Linked DNA regions of Homo sapiens: region 2 is linked to region 1. Evidence: chromatin contacts called from ENCODE Hi-C data. All regions are on one chromosome and are shown on one strand. The core of a region is the stretch at or near the end of the contact, and the rest is flanking DNA. Distances in the headings are between cores, read along the strand shown. Region 1 holds the start of ABRACL (ABRA C-terminal like). Region 2 has its middle 72 kb from the start of LINC02941.

Evidence for each region. A loop is a pair of places that touch in the nucleus more often than their neighbours do. Pooled maps may share reads with other maps.
Region 2: a pooled map shows a loop between it and region 1 (5-fold over the local background). The contact joins the enhancer-like site here to the promoter of ABRACL in region 1. A Hi-C loop is called at or near these places in 3 of 37 single-sample maps with no recorded cell type and 2 of 50 pooled maps.

The regions. Positions count from the first base shown.
Region 1 is chr6:139,027,431-139,030,130 of GRCh38, reverse strand. ABRACL (ABRA C-terminal like) reads right to left here and starts at 1,386. Exons shown (of 3, transcript NM_021243.3): 1 at 1,256-1,386. RefSeq lists silencers at 193-383, 433-802, 1,063-1,222 and enhancers at 1-422, 245-539.
Region 2 is chr6:139,902,632-139,905,410 of GRCh38, reverse strand. No RefSeq gene overlaps it. Among named protein-coding and RNA genes, the nearest start is that of LINC02941, 72 kb to the left of the region's middle. RefSeq lists an enhancer at 1,718-1,837. Within about 2 kb of position 1,495, at least 4 of the 41 ENCODE cell types and tissues checked have a DNase peak (open chromatin) inside an H3K27ac peak, as active enhancers do.

The sequences.
Region 1 (2,700 bases), core at 137-2,636:
GCAAGTCTAAAGGGAAGAGCTTAATGGTGAGCGGCTGGACCAGAAGACAGGAAAAGGCTCCAGGGAAGGCGAGGTAGATGACGGCCAGGCACTCTAATTGTCGCAGAATCGATTTCGGCTTTGTGCGTGGGAAACACAAAGGAAGCGGAAAGTCGGAGGACTGGGCAGAACCCGAAACTCACCACCAATACACACTTTAGAATGTATTTAAGGACCCTCAGGGCATTGTTATTTTTCAAAAGTTTGGAGGCAATGCATGGAGATTTTCTAATATCCAAGGAAATAAAGCCTACTGGAATAGGTATGTCCGGAATCAGGAACCAACTTTACACACTCGGGCTGGGCACGTTTTCCCAGCCCTTCTTCGCAATCGCGGACAAGCAGCTGGTGCGGGTCAAAGGGTGACTGGGCTCCTTACTCCCTCCGGTCTGGGGCGCGCTCACTCCATATTTGGCCATTCTGCTACCAGCTTGGGGTTCTGCCTGGTAGAGGTCCCCTAACCCCGTGCCCTGCAGCCCATCATCACACGGTCACCGCCGGCACCAGTGCAGGGCTGGGGAGCGCGGGGCTGGGCCCCCCGTGGCGGGGCGGCACCGCTGGCGCCCGGGAAGGGCCGCGTCCCGGAAGTCTTTGTCTCCGCAGCTCCCGGCCCGGCGCCGCGGGTCTGCCTCCCCCGTGGCCCGGGCGCCCCGAAGCGCCGCGAGAGCGAGCACCCAACCCGGGCGACGAAAACGGACCCTGCCCCGGGCTCCACGAGCCCCTGGTGTCCCCTCACGACTCTGCACCCCCTGATCTGGAGCGCACAGAGCCGCACCCACCTCCGGCGCTGCAGAGTCCACTGCCCTGAGGCCACCACGTTCCTCGGGGCAGCCTCTCCTCTCGCCCCCAGCCCTTCCCCACCCAGCTCTGCAGAACTGGCTCCTGAACCACCGCCAAGTGCAAAGCCGACACGTCGCACCGCGGTAAAAATCGTTCCATTTCTGCCGGCTTCCCAGTCCGCCCCCGGCCGGCGAAACGTCACGTGAGCCGAGTGCGGAAGTCGACCCGAGAGGTGGGGGCGTGGGCGGCGCGCGCCCCACGGGACCCCAACCCGCGAGGTCTCGGCCCAGCCGGTCGCAGCTTCCGCGCGCCCTGAGCCCCCTCCCGGCCCCCTCCTGACCCGACTCTCACCGCAGCCCGCGGTGCCCGGCGGCGCACCACGGACACCCAGTCCATCCCTGCTACCTAAGCCACATCTGCCCGGGCGCTCACGCACCTCTCTGCGCGGTTTTCCTTCCCGCCGGAGAACTGGCGCCGCGTGGGTCTGGACCCGGTTACCTTCTTCAGTGCACTGGGGAGGGTGAGGCCAAGGAAGGAAGTGGCTGAGGCAAAGAGAAAGACGGCTGTGGAGGAGGAGGAGCAGGGTAGGGGGAAAAGTAAGTGTTTCTGCGCTCAAGAAAGGGGCCGCCCACACTCCCAGGGACAAGCCTATGAGGAGGAAACTCAGGGGAGGAGACGTCCAAGAAAGGGGCTGACTGCAGACAGGTGAAGCGCCCTGGGCTCCTAGGAAAACGGGCCCAGAGCCTGGATTACCTCACTTTTCCACCGTGCTACTCAGAGCCAAGGATCCCAGGATCTGCATCTGATCCTGGGCGTCGATTTCCTGATGGATTTCTCTCCCAACGTAAGAAACAAAGCGCCCTCAAATTGCTGAAGGCTGCTAGAAAGAACGTGGCATTCATGGGTTCCGGATGCCGGGGGCCTCCAGAAAACTACGACTCATGACTTAAAAATGGCTTAATTCGCAAAACAAAATGCAATCTTGAAAGCCAATTTGTCAGACTGCAAAGAAATTTTACTTGGACATAGATAGTTGTTGACCCTGGGTCAGTATCGGTTTCTTCCCTTGTTCATTCATTATTTCATACATTTAACTTCATAATTCAATTTATTCATGCTCCCTTTGTTTTAGTCACTGTTATTTTAATATATGCGTGTGTGAGAGAGAGATGCTTACCGTACCCAGAGAGTCCTTTTGGAAAGGAAACAGTTACCCAAACTATTTCTAGAGCAGGGGTTGCACAAATAACTACAAAAAACGTTCCTTACCCCCTCCCCACCCCCAGCCCAGCTAATTTAAATTAAGAGTGATCGCGTGACCCAAGAGCGCACAATCCGTGATGTAGTCATCATCCTGTGAGGTGACCTGGAGCAAACAGTTCTCATCAAACACGGACTCTGATAGTTAGTAAGCCAATCAGACACTCCCTTGGAAATGGAAAGTGGAGAATGCAGAGACGGAGCTGTCTGATGTAAGAGAAAGGTTGGAGCTAAGAGAGGGTAAGGCAGAAGGGGCCAAAATGGGCTTCGGATGCAAAACATTTGAGTAAGCAGAAACCAGGAGAATGTAGCAGCAGGTTGGGTGGAGGCACAAGTGGTAGAAGCCAGTCAAAGACAAGCTGAGACCAAGTGATGGAAGGAGAGCAACAAAGACCTGCTTCCCAGGGGCATGTGAGTGTTCAGTTCCCTGGGGCTGCACTGGATCCATCCACTTCCCACGCTTCATTCTAGTCTTTACGGTGAATACCTGTCTCCTGGGTGTGACTGAAGGAGTCTCTGTTCTGTAATCTTCAACAAAGGTCTGATTCTTCTAAGTGTCTCATGGCAGATAAAGTTTAAGGTGACTCCAAGATCTTTTCAGACCTATTTTTTTCTTTTACT
Region 2 (2,779 bases), core at 246-2,745, 880 kb before region 1:
CTCCCCCAAAAAGCTGTGAGGAACTGCCACTAATTTCCTTCATAAGAAATAAAGTCCAAAAAAATTTCAATAGAGGGTCACTACAGATTTTGTGCCTTAGAAGAGAGATATTCAAGACTTGGTATCATTAGCAGATGCTCTCCCAGTCCCAGAGAAAGGAATCACCTGGAGGGCACATTGTATCTTTTATCCAAGTAAAATTGGCCCAAACTGTTTACCCAACATTTGCACAAGTGCAACTTTACTGAAACTGATAAAACTACCTGCTCCCTAGCAGCCTTCACAGTTCCTGAAATTTCTAGGGCTGGTGATTTCTATTAGAAAGTACTGAAACACGTGAAAAGCAAGTAGAAGTTTATAGTGCCATTACCTTTGTGATTTTATAAATTGAGATGTAATTTTTTTAAGATTCAATTCCAAAATTAAAATTCAAATGAAGTCATTTTTAATGAGTTCATGGAAATGATACTGTCTTTATACATTTTGGTTTACTCCCACAGCTCAAGTGTTGCTTAAATCAGCTCTCAGATTTTGCCATGGTGCTTGTTCATGGGTCAGATAAGCCTGTTCTTAATGCATTGTGATCATAATGTGCTTGACATGCCCTAAGACTTATAACAGTCCAATTTTTTTCTGTGAATGTGACCTTTGTCTCTCTGGTTTCCACCTACCTGGCACCAGTGAGCTCAAATAACTATAGGTGACAATAATAGTAGTCTCTAGCTCTAGATAAAACAAACGTAATGGCTGAAATTCCCTGTTTACTAACATACCCTACATTTTCCACTTCTTTGGATATGACCCTAGGGTGTCCTAGTTTCAATTGGTGGTCATTATTTCTTTTCTCCTTAAAGCCACTGTTTTTAGAAACTTATTTCCTTAGTGCCTCAACCATGGTGAAGTTCTGGATGCTGCATTGAGGAGCTTCCAGATATTCTCATGCATTGTGAGTGATTTGTCTCCTTTCTTGATTTACCTTCTCCCTTGCTATTGTTTCTAATGATGTGGTTTCATCATACAGTGAGTGAGTTTAACATTTGCCACTGTGTCATTGAAGCCACATTCATTATGTCATCACCATCAACTCAATTCATCTTTTCTCCCCTGACAGCCTACAGTAATGGATCCCAGCCTGCCTACTTAGTAGTTGGAAGAAACCTACAGCATTAATTCAAGATAACTTGCTTGCTATTTGGTCAGGTAGCTAATGTGTTCATAAAACACAAATGTCCATTAAAATAATCACTTATGGAAAATAGTCCATTATAATTATGTATGTATGTCAATCAATAAACATGTTTTTAAAAGCTAATTTAATTGGAAATCAGTAGGACAAGGCCTATTATTGGCAGCTCAAATAGAGTGGCTTTGAGGTCTAAGTCCTTGCAACAGCCCTAGTTTCACAACACTTTTATTGTACTAATCTAGCAGTCCGACTCTGAAAACCTGAGACAAGTTCCGTGGGGGGGATGGAGAGGAAAGGGGAAAGAAAACTGAAAGCAATATAATTTTCTGTACCTATTTGAAACAATACTGAGAGCAAAGCAAATTTAACTCAGCTACTTGCTCCAGAAACTACTTGTTTCTTAAAGATAAGACTGAACCAACTAAACAGGTTACTTATAAAGACTAATAGCTTGTTTATAATGAATAGCTTCAAGACTCTGGCTTCTCTGAGCCCATTTGTCTAAATCTATTCTCTAATAAACTCTCTTCAATCCCAACCAGTACTGTTTCTTGCAAGATCTGACTTAAAAAGTCCTAGCCCAGGCCCTAAAAGTCTATTTGATATCTTACCTTGAAGTTCACCTTCTGAGACACTACTAAGATTTGTCATGGTGGTATTCTTTCTTTTTCATAAACAGGTATTTCCAGTGAACTTCTAAGGAGTCAACAGTTGACAAACCAAAAGATCCTACCAAGACCCAATCAAGATCCCTCCTTTACTGCATACATGAAGATCTGGAGAAATACATTCCCCTGAGATTTCTTGATCCTCTAAATTGGGATCGAGGGAGTGTCTCTGACCTCAAGATTGAGGTATGACTTGAATTGGGTCTGAGCTCCAATTTTGTTTTGTCAATTCACAAACATTATTTTCCCAGGGAGGGACAAAGAAGCATTTTAGGCATTTTTTTTAAAAAAGAAACATTTTAGGAATTATTAACATTTTAAAGAAGTATTTTAAATATTAGATAAAGATTTAGGTATCACATATTATATAAAGAAGACTTTTAGGAATTATTAAGTAGAAAATTGCCTATTTTTCTAACAACATGTCTTAGTGTGTTCTCACACTGCTGTAAAGAGCTTCTCTGAGACCAGGTAATTTATAAAGGAAAGAGGTTTAATTGACTCACAGTTCTGCATGGCTGGGAAGGCCTCAGGAAACTTACAATCATGGCAGAAAGGGAAGCAGGCACCTCCTCACCAGTGGCAGGAGAAAGAGTACAAGCAGGGGAAATGCCAGACATTTATAAAACCATCAGATCTCATGAGAACTCACTTACTATCATGAAAACAGCATGAAAGACACTTCCCCCATAATCCAATCACTTCCCTCTCTCTACACATAGGGATTACAATTCATGATGAGATTTGGTTGGGGACACAAAGCCTAACCATGTCACAACATTTTGGATCATCTCTGTCTTTCTGTTACAAGTCTTTAAGACGAAGCCTATAGAGAGAGGAGGTGCATAGGCCAAGTGCGTCCATCCCAAGTACTGAAGAATTTAAAAGATCATATCACGATGGCATTATTTGGACATAATTTGCA